Linked DNA regions of Homo sapiens: region 2 is linked to region 1. Evidence: chromatin contacts called from ENCODE POLR2A ChIA-PET data. All regions are on one chromosome and are shown on one strand. Each heading gives the region's core, a stretch centred on a gene start or an enhancer-like site at or near the end of the contact. The rest is flanking DNA. Distances are from core to core; before and after follow the strand shown.

Evidence for each region. ChIA-PET counts read pairs that join two places held with the same protein, here RNA polymerase II (POLR2A).
Region 2: POLR2A ChIA-PET joins it to region 1 with 12 read pairs in activated T-cell. The contact joins two enhancer-like sites. POLR2A ChIA-PET finds 5 or more read pairs at or near these places in 2 of 52 experiments (B cell and activated T-cell).

The regions. Positions count from the first base shown.
Region 1 is chr21:29,160,953-29,167,848 of GRCh38, reverse strand. The region is part of intron 4 of MAP3K7CL (MAP3K7 C-terminal like); the gene reads right to left. Among named protein-coding and RNA genes, the nearest start is that of LINC00189, 29 kb to the left of the region's middle. RefSeq lists a silencer at 3,187-3,481. Within about 2 kb of position 4,213, at least 11 of the 41 ENCODE cell types and tissues checked have a DNase peak (open chromatin) inside an H3K27ac peak, as active enhancers do.
Region 2 is chr21:29,399,950-29,406,845 of GRCh38, reverse strand. No RefSeq gene overlaps it. Among named protein-coding and RNA genes, the nearest start is that of BACH1-IT2, 31 kb to the right of the region's middle. Within about 2 kb of position 2,750, at least 3 of the 41 ENCODE cell types and tissues checked have a DNase peak (open chromatin) inside an H3K27ac peak, as active enhancers do.

The DNA.
Region 1 (6,896 bases), core at 2,964-5,463:
GGGCGCCTGTAGTCCCAGCTACGTGGGAGGCTGAAGCAGGAGAATGGCATGAACCGGGGAGATGGAGCTTGCAGTGAGCCGAGATCGCGCCACTGCATTCCAGCCTGGGTGACAGAGCAAGACTCTATCTCAAAAAAAAAAAAAAAAAAAAAAAATTGGTCCTTCTCTGGTTGATCTTGGTACAGTCCCCTGCCTGACACCCTCTCCCTCCCGAATCTGTGAGAGACTCCTCAGAACACAGTTTAAAAGCCTCTCCCTTTGGGAATATCCTAAAGAAATAAATCCTTCTGGTTAAACATAAAAAAAAAAACTTAAAATCTCCTGTTATTAGAAATCTCAGAATAAATATGACTAAAAACAAATCAAAATTGCACTAATTTTAATTTATGCCTTTGCAAATTACATATGCACCCTTTTGCCCCATCCTGATATGTTCCCCTAGATGAGATGTTACTCCCCAATCATCATTTTATACATTTTAAAAAGACATGACAATATAAGTCTCACATTGATTTTGATAGCCTCATATGAAAACCCCTTTCTGATGTTTTGCCTGAACACACTAAAATTATGTAACATTTTTCACCTCAGAAACAAAAAGACAACCAAATTAAAAAATGGGCAAAAGATCTTTGAGATATTTCTCCAAGAAAAGATAGAAATGGCCAATGAAGCACAGGAGAACCTGTGTAACATCATTAGCCATCAGAGAACTGTAAATCAAAACCACAATGACATATTGTTTCACACCCACTACAGATGGCTAGAATCTAAAAGGCACAAGAAGTGTTGGCAAAGATGTGGAAAAATTGGAACCTTGATACACTGCTGGCAAGAATATAAAATGTCAACCCGTTTGAAAACAATCTGGCAGTTCCTCAAAAGGTTACACATTGAGTTATAATATGAGCCAACAATTCTACTGCTAGGAACCTACTCAAGAGAATTGAAAACATAGGTCTACCTCAAAAATTGTACACAAATGTTTATAGCAGCGTTATTCACAATAGCCAAGAAGTGCAAACAACCGATTAAATGTCCATTAGCCTATGAAAGGATAAAATATTATATATTCATACAATGGAATATTATTCAGCAATAAAAAGAATGAAGTACTGATGCATGATACAAAGTGGATGAACCTTAAAAACATTATACTAAGTGAAAAAAGCCAATCACAAAAGATTACATATTATATGATTCCATTTGTATGAAATGTCCAAAATAAGCAAATCCATAGAGACAGAAAGTAGATTATTGGTTGCCAAAGTCCAGAAGTCAAGGGTCAGTGGGGCGTAACTGCCAAAGAGTGCCAGATTTATTTCTGGGGTGAAGGAAATGTGAAGTTGGTGATGGTTGCACAACTCTGTGAATATACTGAAAACCACCGAATTGCAATAGCCAGGGTATAGGATCAACCTACGTGTCCAAGTGTCCATCAGCAGAAGAATAGATTTTTTAATGTGATATATCTATACAATGGAATACTACTCAGCCATTTTAAAAAATGAAATCCTGTCATTTGCAACAACATGGATGAACCTGGAGGACATGATGTTAAATGAAATAAGTGAGGCACAGAAGGACAAAGACCACACAATCACGCTCCTATGTGGAATCTAAAAAAGTTGATCTCATTGATGTAGAGAGTAGAATAGTGATTACCAGAGGTTGGGGAGGGTGGTAGGAAGAGGGGTATGGGGAGGGGTTATTCAGTGAGTACATAGTTACAGTTAGACAGGAGGAATAACTTCTGGTGTTCTCCTGCACAGTAGGGTGACTGTAGTTAACAATGATGTACACTTCAAAATAGCTAAAAGAGAGGATTTTGAATGTTCTCACCACAAAGATATGACAAATGTTTGAGGAGATGAATACGCTAATTACACTGATTTGATCATTACACAATGTGTCCATGTATGAAAACATTACACTAGACCCCATAACTAAGTACAATTACTACATGTCAATTAAAAACAAATAAAACTGGCCAGGCGCATGGCTCATGCCTGTAATCCCAGCACTTTAGCAGCCCGATCACTTGAGGCCAGGAGTTTGAGACCAGCCTGGCCAACATGGTGAAACCCTGACTCTACTAAAAATATAACAATTAGCCCAGAGTGGTGGCACACACCTGTAATCCCAGCTACTCGGGGAGCTGAGGTAGGAGGATCGCTTGAACCTGGGAGGCAGAGGTTGCAGTGAGCCAAGATCGCACTGCTGCACTGCAGCCTGGGAGACTGAGCAAGACTGTCTCAGAAAAATAAAATAAAATAAAATTGTTTATAAAAATATATATAACATGAGGATGCAAAGACATAAGGATAATACAATGGACTTTGGGGACTCGGGAAAGGGTGGGAGAGGAGTGAGGAATAAAAGAATATACATTGTGTACAGTGTACCCTGCTTGGGTGACAGGTGTACCAAAATCTCAGAAATCATCACTAAAGAACTTATTCATGTAACCAAGCACCACCTGTGCCCCAAAAACATATTGAAATTAAAAAATAAAAATTAAAATGAATAAATAAAACATTCTTCAATCTGACTTTTCTAAGAGTCTGTCTATTTTTCTGACATTTCAGTTAATCTTCTAAACACCAAAGTACCCAATACAATATTTCATACCAAAAAAATAAATAAGTGGTTTCTCTACTGGATGAGATAAAATGCTTTATCTGGAACAAAGCAAACTTTACAGTTGATTGTAGCTTAATAATATACTTTTAAAAATTTCTGTCAAACAATTTGGTAATAGATTTCATTTTTTTATTTTATTTTTTCTAAATTTGGTGATAGATTTCAAAAGCCATAAAATGTCTATATCTCATTTCAATGACTTTCATATTACATACACAAAAAGCTAGGTATGTTGTAGAAAAATGCTTATAATATTTACGGAAAAAATCATGTTATACATTCCACGTTACTGTATATGCAATTATATTAAAATGTCTATTCACATGCAAAAGGCCTAGAAAGAATTAGATAAAAATGATAGCAGGAGTTCTTTAAAGATATCAGAATTCTTGGTAATTTTTCAAAGCTTTCAAGAAAGTCCTTCCCACCTTTTTCACACGGAGAAGAAAAAAAAAATCAGTAAAAATATAACAAACCTCTCGTACATCATTGGTCATAAGCCAGAAGCGATTCTTTAAATTGGATTCAGCCAATGCTGAGTTTATAATCCTAGAAAATGTTTGACTCTCTTTCTCCATCCAACAGATATGATTTAAAATAACAGTTTCAGCAACTCTTCTCATCACGCCTCTTAAGACAAATTCTCCCAAACTTGATCCAGGGAGACCTCCTCTGGAGATGAGAGAGAAGTTCAGTTTGGAGTTCAAACCTTAAGCAGTGTCTGAACGACTCCAATAAAGAAAAACTGTCTTTTAAAATACCTTAGTTAGCGTCTCTCTTTGCATCTAGCTTACGCCAGCCAAGCTAGAGGCAACATAATCAGCTACACTTTATGAAATAATGAGAAAGAAATTCTCAACAGAATCATCAAAAAATGGAGAGCTAACTACTTGGGTCAAATTCACTTGGCCCAATATATCTTGCTTGAAAATAAAGACTGTTTGGGAAAAGACATGTTGCAAAATGAATTTCCACTTCAGTAAAGTCTTAATGAAAATAACGATCATTAACAATCCTTGGAAAACCAAGCTCATGTATTTATAAATATAAGATATTACCATATTTCCCAATTTAACAATGTATCCTAGCAGTTTGTTTTTTTTTTTTAAATGGAGTCTCGCACTGTCACCCGGGCTGGAGTGCAATGGTGTGATCTAGGCTCACTGCAACCTCCACCTCCCGAGTTCGAGCAATTTTCCTCCTAGCAGTCCTTTATTGCTGATATTGACTCTGTAATACCAGCACTTTGGGCGGCTGACGTGGAAGGATTGCTGTAGGTCAGGAGTTTGAGACCAGCCTGGGCAACATAGCAAGATGCCATCTCTTTAAAAAAATTTTTTTAATTAACTGGGCATGCTGGCATGCACCTGTCGTCCCAGCTATTCAAGAGGCTGAGGTGGGAGAGTTGCTTGAGCTCAGGGGGTTGAGGCTGCAGTGAGCTATGATTGCATCACTGCACTCCAGCCTGGGTGACAGGGCAAGACTTTGTCTCAAAAAAAAAAAAAAAAAAAAGGAAGAAAGGGGCCTGTTAGGCCAAGAGCTTGGTGTGAACAGGGGCTCAGTGACTGGAGGACCCACCTCCTGCCCCGGGAGAAGTGAGGAGGCCAATGTAGCTGAAGTTGAGGGATGAGATTGGAAGTTCTACAGAGGTTCCAAGGCATCCCCAGGGAGGTCTTGAAATCTATGCCAAGAACTGGCTGTCATTTTCTAGCAACAAGAAACCCTAGGCAGGGAAACTAGTTACAATATTGCATCAACCAAGATCTCAAGTAATAAGTCCCAAGCCCAAATGGTAGAAGTGAGAATGAAGAAAAAGGAACTTGAGACTTTACGAAAAAGAAAATATATATATAATGAAAGAATTTGGCCTTGGCCCTACATCTAGCCAATTATTTAGGGAGACACTTCAAGTACTTTGGGGAAGGAAACAAGATGAGTTCTGCAGAAACACACACAGGCATATAAGTAATTAAGGAGGGGGTCCGGCCCACTTGTATGTGGTCTGGAAGGTTGTATAAAATACCTCCACTAGCCTGCTAGCCATGTTACTTCTAGAAGTTGACTTTTCCTTTTTTTATTTTTTATTTTTATTTTTTTGAGACAGTCTCACTCCGTCACCCAGGCTGGAATGCAGTGGCGTGATCTTGGCTCACTGCAACCTCCGCCTACTGGGTTCAAGCAATTCTCATGACTCAGCCTCTTGAGTAGCTGCGATTACAGGCACGTGCTATCTACCACACCCGACTAATTTTTTTGTATTTTTAGTAGAGACAGGGCTTTGCCATGTTGGCCAGGCTAGTCTCAAACTCCTGACCTCAGGTGATCCGCCTGCCTTTCCTCCCAAAGTGCTGGGATTACAGGTGTGAGCCTCTGCGCCTGGCCCCTTTTTTCATTTTAATATTGTTGTAGTGGTACCCAGAGTTATCATTGCTTTCAATGTAAACAGTAAGGATATGTTTCAAACATTAGATAGGAGTCACTCTCATGTCATTATCCTACCATATCATTTTTTTTTTTTTTTTGAGACAGAGTTTTGCTCTTGTTGCCCAGGCTGGAGTGCAATGGCACGATCTCAGCTCCCTGTAACCTTCACCTCCTGGGTTCAAGCGATTCTCCTGCCTCAGCCTCCCGAGTAGCTGGGATTACATGCGCCCACCACTACACCAGGCTAATTTTTGTATTTTTTAGTAGAGACAGGGTTTTGCCATGTTGGCCAGGCTGGTCTCGAACTCCTGACCTCAGGTGATCTGCCTGCCTCGGCCTCCCAAAGTGCTGAAATTACAGGTGTGAGACACTGCGTCTGGCCCCTACCATATTTTTTTTAATGCAACATAAAAAAAACTTACAGAACATGTAATTTAGGGGATGAGTATTGCATTTCCAAAAAAAAAAAAGCTACACATAAATTTAATTTAAATAACAAAGTCCTCCAGTACCTTCAGTCTGAAGAGTTTATAAATAGAGACATAATTACTGAGGATTTTTCTATCATACCACCACACTTCACACACACACACCAGAAGATACATTTACAGGCTATTCGTCATATAGATCTTCTTTGACTTCAATATGGATCACATGATTAATAATCCTCAATTCCTTCATGAAATTTTTTGTAGGACTCCAACTGTGTGTAATCATGCAATCTGAGTATTCCAAGCAACTTTATCAAAACTCTTAGAACAAAAAGAAAATAGTCAGACATGGAAGAGAAAATTTGTATTTGTGACCTCCTAATAAACATCTTTTAATCCCCTGTAGCCAAAAGTCTAGATACAATTTTATGTTTGAAGCATGGCAAACCAAGCAAGGAAGGAAGGGTTTGTAAGGTACTAACTGAGGTTTTGCAGAAGTCTGGCCCCAAAACCCATACTGTCCACCATCATGCTATACTGTCCGACCACCATTCTGGGAGTCTCAAAAAAATTGTAAGGATTTCACAAACTTCTCAACACAAAATATATTTCATTCGCTTTTTGTAAAAATTAAATTTTGTGTGTGTGTGTATTTTTATTATACCACCACACTTCACATACACACACCAGAAGATACATTTATTCACAGGCTATTGATTATATAAATCTTCCTTTGACTTCAATACTGGTCACATTATTAATAATCTTTAATTCCTTTATGAAATTTCATATCTATATTAATGAAAATAATAATCATTAATAACCCTTGGAAAACCAACCTCATGTATTTATAAATATAAGATATAATCATATTTCCTAATTTAACAATTCATCTTAGCAGCCCTTTATTGCTGATATTGACTCTGTAATACCAGCACTTTGGGAGGCCAAGGTTGGAGGATTGCTTGAGGTCAGAAGTTTGAGACAAGCCTGGGCAAGATAACAAGATCCCATCTGTAAAAAAAAAATTGTTTTTTTTGAGATAGAGTCTCACTCTGTTGCCCAGGCTGAAGTATAGTGGCACGTGATCTCAGCTCACTGCAACCTCTGCCTCCCAGGTTCAAGCGATTCTCCTGCCTCAGCCTCCCGAGTAGCTGGGATTACAGGTGCCCGCCACCACACCCGGCTAATTTTTGTATTTTTAGTAGAGACAGGGTTTCACCATGTTGGCCAGGCTGTTCTCAAATCCTGACCTCAGGTGATCTACCAGCCTCGGCCTCCTAAAGTGCTGGGATTATAGGCGTGGGCCACTGCGCCCGGCCCCCACAAAATATTTTTTAATTAGCTGAGCATGGTAGCATGTTTATTTCTTCTCCCCTTCCTTTTATTAGGGTGACA
Region 2 (6,896 bases), core at 1,501-4,000, 240 kb before region 1:
AAGGAATAGCAGGACTGTTTATTAACTTGAGTTAAAACCACCTCCCTTTTCAGCTGACCAAAGAGAGAGATATGCTGTAAGCCATTCTGGACACCAAGCACATTGATTCTTATTTGTTGCTTGTCTAGAAGACCTTTTGTTTGTGTGGAGGAGGAATATTAGCTGTATATCAGTCACACTTTATTTCTGAGAGAATTTGTACACTAAACATGTGCATAAAAGGAGCACTAGAAAATATTAAATCAGAAACAGCTTGGAAAACACAAAAGATAAGAAACCACAGTGACTTTACAAAAACAAGTACTCACTCTGAACTTGACTGCCCTAACAGTAGCCTATCCAAACCAAGAAGGAGAGCAAACTGTAGGAGAGAACTGTAAGGATCCTGGATCTCAGAAGAAAAGGAAGAGATTCTTATAACACTTTTTCTTTCCCAACATTATTCTGGAATAGGAAAAGAGAAGTGAAGTCAGAAGGAACAAACACTATGGCACTTCCAGCCCCTTCTGACCTATAGTCCCCATATTTGACATTCAAATGATTCACTTTCTCCACCCGAGTGGCTCCCAATCTCTTTTCTTTATAAAAATTTATTTTGCAATATTTGAGACATAGAAAAGGAAATGAAGAATAATATAAGTACCTATGTACCTATCAACTAGTGATATGGTTTGGATGTCTGTCTCCTCCAAATGTCATGTTGAAACGTAATCCCCAGGGCCAGGAGTGGTGGCTCACACCTGAATTCTAGCACTTTGGGAGGCTGAGGCAGGAAGATTGCTTGATTTCAGGAATTTGAGACCAGCCTGGCCAACATAGGGAGACCCCATCTCTACAAAAAATTTTTGAAAGCCAGGCATGGTGGCTCCCACCAGTGGTCCCAGATACTCAGGAGGCTGAAAGAGGCGTATTGCTTGGGCCAAGGAGGTCAAGGATCAGTGAGCTGTGATTGTGCCACTGTGATTGTGCCTGGGCAACAGAGCAAGACCCTGTCTCAAAAAAGAAAAGGAAAGAAAGAGAAAGGGAGAGGGAGAAAGAAAGAAGAGAGAGAGAGAAAGAAAGAAAGGAAGGAAGGAAGGAAGGAAGGAAGGAAGGAAGGAAGGAAGGAAGGAAAAAGAAAAAGAAAGAAAGAAAGAAAGGAAAAGAAAAGAAGAAAAAAAGAAAAGAAAAGAAAAGAAAGAAAAAGAAAGAAGGAAGGAAAGCAGGCAGGCTGGCTGTATAGAGCAGTGGAGCCCTGGACAGGGCCCAGGAAACCATTTTTCCCTCCTAGGCCTCTGGGACCGTGATGGGAGGGTCTGCCATAAAGGTCTCTGACATGCCCTGGAGACATTTTCCCCATTGTGCTGGTGATTAACATTTGGCTTCTTGTTACTTACGCAAATTTCTGTAGCCATCTTGAATTTCTCCCCAGAAAATGAGGTTTTATTTTCTATCACATTGTCAGGCTACAAATTTTCTAAACTTTTATGCTCTGCTTACCCTTAAACACTTTGCCACTTAGAAATTTCTTCTGCCAGATACCCTAAACCATCTCTCTCAAATTCAAAGTTCCACAGATCTCTAGGACAGGGGGAAAATGCCACCAGTCTCTTTGCACAGCAAGTGTGACCTTTACTCCAGTTCCCAACAAGTTCCTCATCTCCACCTGAGACCATCTCAGCCTTGACTTTATTATCCATATCACCATCAGCATTTTGGTCAAAGCCATTCAACAAATCTCTAGGAAGTTCCAAACTTTCCCACATTTTCCTATCTTCTTCTGAGACCTCCAAACTGTTCCAAATGACAGGGACAGGAGACAGGAAACTACTGGATAGAAAAGAGCAGTTCCCACCCTCAAGCCTTGATACCCACAGCCCTGAGAACAGGTATTTCTGTTTTCATGCTCAAAAAGTTGCCTTTTGGCTCACCACATCCCCATATTCTGTACCCATATAAATCCCAAACCCCAGACTCCATAACCAGATGAACAGAGGAGCAGAAGAGTGGCAGAATAGCACAGCAGAGAAGGAGAGAAGAGAAGGAATATCTGAACATCAAAAGGAGTTCAGCTGGGTATGGTCAGAGAGGAGATTGGCAACTGGACAGCCATAATCCAGGGGAACATCATCTTCCTACTCTATCCCCTGTCCAGCTCCCCATACATCCCACTGAGAGCCACCTCTACCACTCAATAAAACCCCCACATTCATCCTTCAAGTCTGTGTGTGACCCAATTCTTCCAGGATGCTAGACAAGAGCTCAGGATCCAGAAGGCTATCACACTGGCCCTCTGCCCTTGCAAAAAGGCATAGAGTCCACTGAGCTGGTTAACACTTAAGCTATCGGTGGAGAGCAAGGCTAAAAGAGTACACTGTAACATGTGTCCACTGGTCTTTGGGAGTCACAGACAACCACCCCTAGACACTGCCACGGGGCTAGAGCCCAAAAGTGCTCACCCTAGTTCCTGCCTCTGCCCCTCTGTGTGCTCCCCCTCCCTCACAGTGGCTGAACAGAGAGCCACACCCTTGTCACATGTCCTGTGAAGGAGGTCAGGGAACTCTCCTGTTTCACAACCTCTGCCTGTTACCCAATTCCAAGGTTACTTCCACATTTTCAGGCACTTTACAGCAGCATCCCACTACCTGGTACCAATTTACTGTATTAGTCCCTTCTCATGCTGCTAATAAAGACATACCTGAGACTGGGTAATTTATAAAGGAAAGAGGTTTAATTGACTCACAGTTCAGCATGTCTGGGCATGCCTCAGGAAACTTACAATCACGGCAGAAGGGGAAGCAAACACGTCCTTCTTCACATGGTGGCAGCAAGGAGAAGCACCAAGCAAAAGGGGGAAAAGCCCCTTATAAAACCATCAGATCTCATGAGAACTCACTATCATGAGGACAACAGCATGGGGCTAACCACCCCCATGATTTGATTACTTCCCACCAGGTCCCTCCCATGACACATGGGGATTACAGGAACTACAATTCAAGATGAGATTTAGGTGGGGACACAGCCAAACCATATCAGTGGGTACATAGTAGGTGCATGTATTTGTATTGTATATTTTTTACCTTTATATGTTCTTCTTTTATTTTTTAACTTTTAGTCTTATTTGTATGTTTTAAATTTTTATATATTTTTATTCAATTTGCTTTTTCAAGCAACATTATGTTTATGAGGTTCTTTCATGAATGTATTTGGCTCTAGTTCATTAATTTTCAGTATTACATAGTATCTATCATATGAACACTCCACCATGAGTTAATCCACATTTCTGTTGATGGCTACTGAAGCTGTTTCTAAGTGTTTGCTACAATAAACCATTTGGCTCTGTCTCCCTGGGAATATGGGCAAGATGTCCTAGGGTATATTTCTAGAGTAAAAGCTGCTGAGTCACAGAGGAAATTAATTTCCAACTTTACTAAATATTGCAAAATTGATCTCCAAAGTGGCTACACAAATCTAAATTCCCCCTTGCTGTGCATAGGAATTGTTATTGCCTTATATCCTTGTAACCATTTGGTATTGTCAGACTTTAAATTTTCTGCCAGTATGATGAGTGTCAAATTATACCTCACAGTGATTTCTTTTACCATTATCCACATTACTAGTGGAGTTAATAATCTCTTCAAATCAGTATTTGTAATTTATTATTTCTGTGAGATTCCATGTTCTTTTTTTTGGGGGGGACCATTTTTTGATAATGTTGTTTGTTGTGCTTTTCTTATTGATGTAGAGAATTTCTTATATAAACTGGATATTAATCTTCTATTGATTATACATGCTGCAAATATTTTTCTTTCTTATTATAATACCTTTTGATGAACAAAAATGTTTTATGTAGTTTGTGTTGTCAATATTTATCTCTATAATTTGTATGTTTTCTGTTTTCTTTATTCCCTACCCTAAAGTCTTGAAGATATTATCCTTTATTTTCTTCTAAATTTTTAGAGTTTCTATTTTCACAGTCAGGTGTTGAACGAACCTTGAGTTCACATCCCTAGGAGATGCAAAGCAGCATGGCATCGTGATTGAGAGCATGGAGTCCGGAGGCAGACTACCTGGGTTCACTTCTCAGCTCTGCCACTTTTTAACCTGTCATTTAACTTCCACGTACTCCAGTTTCTTAATCTGTAAATGGGTACCTAATCATAGGTATGAGTAAAGTTGCAATTAGAATATATAATATTACTCATAGGTAAGAGTAAAGTTGCAATTAGAATATACAAAACCTTTTAGAACAGCACCTACTGAGTGCAGTGGAAGGGATTACTCTTATTATTATATGAGCTCTAGTTTTATTTTTGCATGTGGATAGCCAATTTTCCCACTCCTACATGTTATCTAGTCCATTGCTTTCTCACTGATTTAACAATGCCACTTACATCATACATCAGCTTTCATGTAGGTGTTGACATTTTTCTTGGTTTCCCAGTCTTCCAGTGGTCTATCTGTCTATCCTTTAGGGAAATCTCAAGCCTCCATTTAAAATTTCCTGAGTTCTAAAAATCCCTGAAGTTATCACTCCTGCTTGTTCTTTCATCTACAGTCCCATCTCAACAATATCATTGTAGCTGTTAGTGAAACATAAAGGTTTCCTGTGAGTTTCCTGGGGCTGCCATAACAAAGTACCACAAAATTGGTGACTTAAGACAACAGAAATGTATTTTTCAAATGTGTTGTTCAGAAATGTTCACAGTTCTGGAGGCTAGAAGTCCAAAATCAAGGTGTCAGCAGGACCATGCTCCCTCTGAAATCTGTAGAGAAAACCCTTGCCTCTTCCTAACTTCTGGGGATTTGCTGTCAATTTTTGGTGTTCCCTGGCTTACAGATGTATCCCTCCAATCCCTTATTTTCACATAACATTCTCCCTGTGTCTCTTCACATGGAGATCTTTTCATGAGGACACCAGTCCGATTAGGGCCCACTCTACTTCAGTGTGACCTTGTCTTAACAAATCACATCTGCAATGTCCCTATTTCCAATTAAGGTCACATTCTGAGGCGCTGTGAGTTGGAACTTCATTTGGGGGGAATATAAAATTCAACTTGTAACGAGGGCATAGCCAAAAAAATACTAACGTTGAGCTTTAATGAAAGCTTCTAATCCTCTCCTGGACATTGTAATTTACCCCCGGATGCTTCCTGCCATACTGCCATCAAGTACAGTAATTTAATCCTCCTGGATCCAGACGCACTAACTCAGATTTTAAAACAAATAATTGCAAGCTTCAAATTCTAACCAACTACCTCCAGAGTTTGTAAAAAATGAAGATTTTTAGAAGCCCACCTCCAGAGATTCTTATTCAGTGGTTAAGTTGATCAATGCTAATGCAGGTAGTCAAGAGACTATATTTCGGGAAGCACTGGTCTAGAAAGAAGTGTTAAAAGACATGTCCCCTAAGGAAGGGGCAATTGGTGGAGCAGCCAGCCTCATCACTCAGCTCTCAGGCTGGTCTAAAGGTCTTGGAAGGGGCTAAGGAGAACTTTGCTCTGCCATGATAAGTAGTCTGGAAAGTGAGATTAATACTACTTCACCACTTAAAATCCTTTCCTTAGAGGATCATAGAATTGAACTGGTTCCGATCTTTAATTAGCAATTCAATTGTGTCTTCAGTTTTCACAGGCTGCAGATTCCCTCAAGGTCTAAAGTATGACACTGCAGCAATCTATTCCACACTTGGAGCAAGGATTGCTTTTTTTTATTTGGAAAAAAAAAGGAAAAAAAAAGAGACAACAGCTTGGTGTTTGTTAAGAGCCTACTATTTGCCAGGCATTCTAGGCACTAGCGATGCAGCACTGAACAAAACCAATAGCATCCCTGTTATCACAACGCTTTTATTCTAGTGAATGGGAAACAATTGAGAAGCAAGATAAATTAGTAATATATGTGCAAATTCTATCATGATAGAGTTTTGACTGTTCCATTTAATTTTCATCCCTGGGACCTAGAATGATCCTTAGCACACAGTAGATGATCAACAAATATATATTGAATACCAAATGGTGATAAGTGTAATGACAAAAAATAAAGTAGGGAAATGAAACAAAGTGTGGGGAGGGTGCAATTTTAAATGGAAGAATCACAGAAAGCTTCATAGGAAAAGTGTCATTGGAGTAAAGTTCTGAAGGAAATGAGAATGCAAGTCATGTACATATATCTGGGAAAGAAGGGAGCCTTAGAACAGCATCAGCAAAGGCCCTGAGATAGGAGCATACTTGTGTGTTCAAAGAACAGCATAGAGAGAAAGAAAAGAGGGGAAGAGAAGTAGGAGGGTGGAAAGGTAAAGAGTGCGAGGGATGGCCAGATATGCACTGGGATGTCTTGGCATCAGCTCTGAGATGGGAAGGCACTGAGAGTTATAAACAGTGGAGTGAGGCTGAGACAAGAGGATCCCTCGAAGCCAGGAATTCATGACCAGCCTGGGCAACATAGCAAGACTCACCTCTCTACAACAAAAACTTAAAAATTAACTGGGTGTGGTGGCATGTGCTTGTAGTCCTAGCTACTTGGGAGGCCAAGGCAGGAGAATCACTTGAGCCCAGGAGTTCAAGGCTGCAGTGAACTATGGTTATGACAGCCTGGGTGAAAGAGCAAGACTTTGTCTCAAATAAAATAAAACAGTGGAATGATAGAAGCTGCTTATATTTTAACAGGTTTATTTCAACTGCTGTGTTAGAACACTGAAGAAAACAAGGGTACAAGCAGGAAGCTATTGCAAAAAATCCAATGAGAGATGAGACTGTCTCAGACCCAAATGGTCACAGTAATAGGATGAAAAGGGATAAGATTCTAGGTATATTTTGAAGGTTTGGGCAACAGAACTTGCTAATGAATGGGATGCTGGACATGAGAAAAAGAGAGCAAAGATATAGTCAAGTGAGAATGTGGAGGAACTGGAACTATAA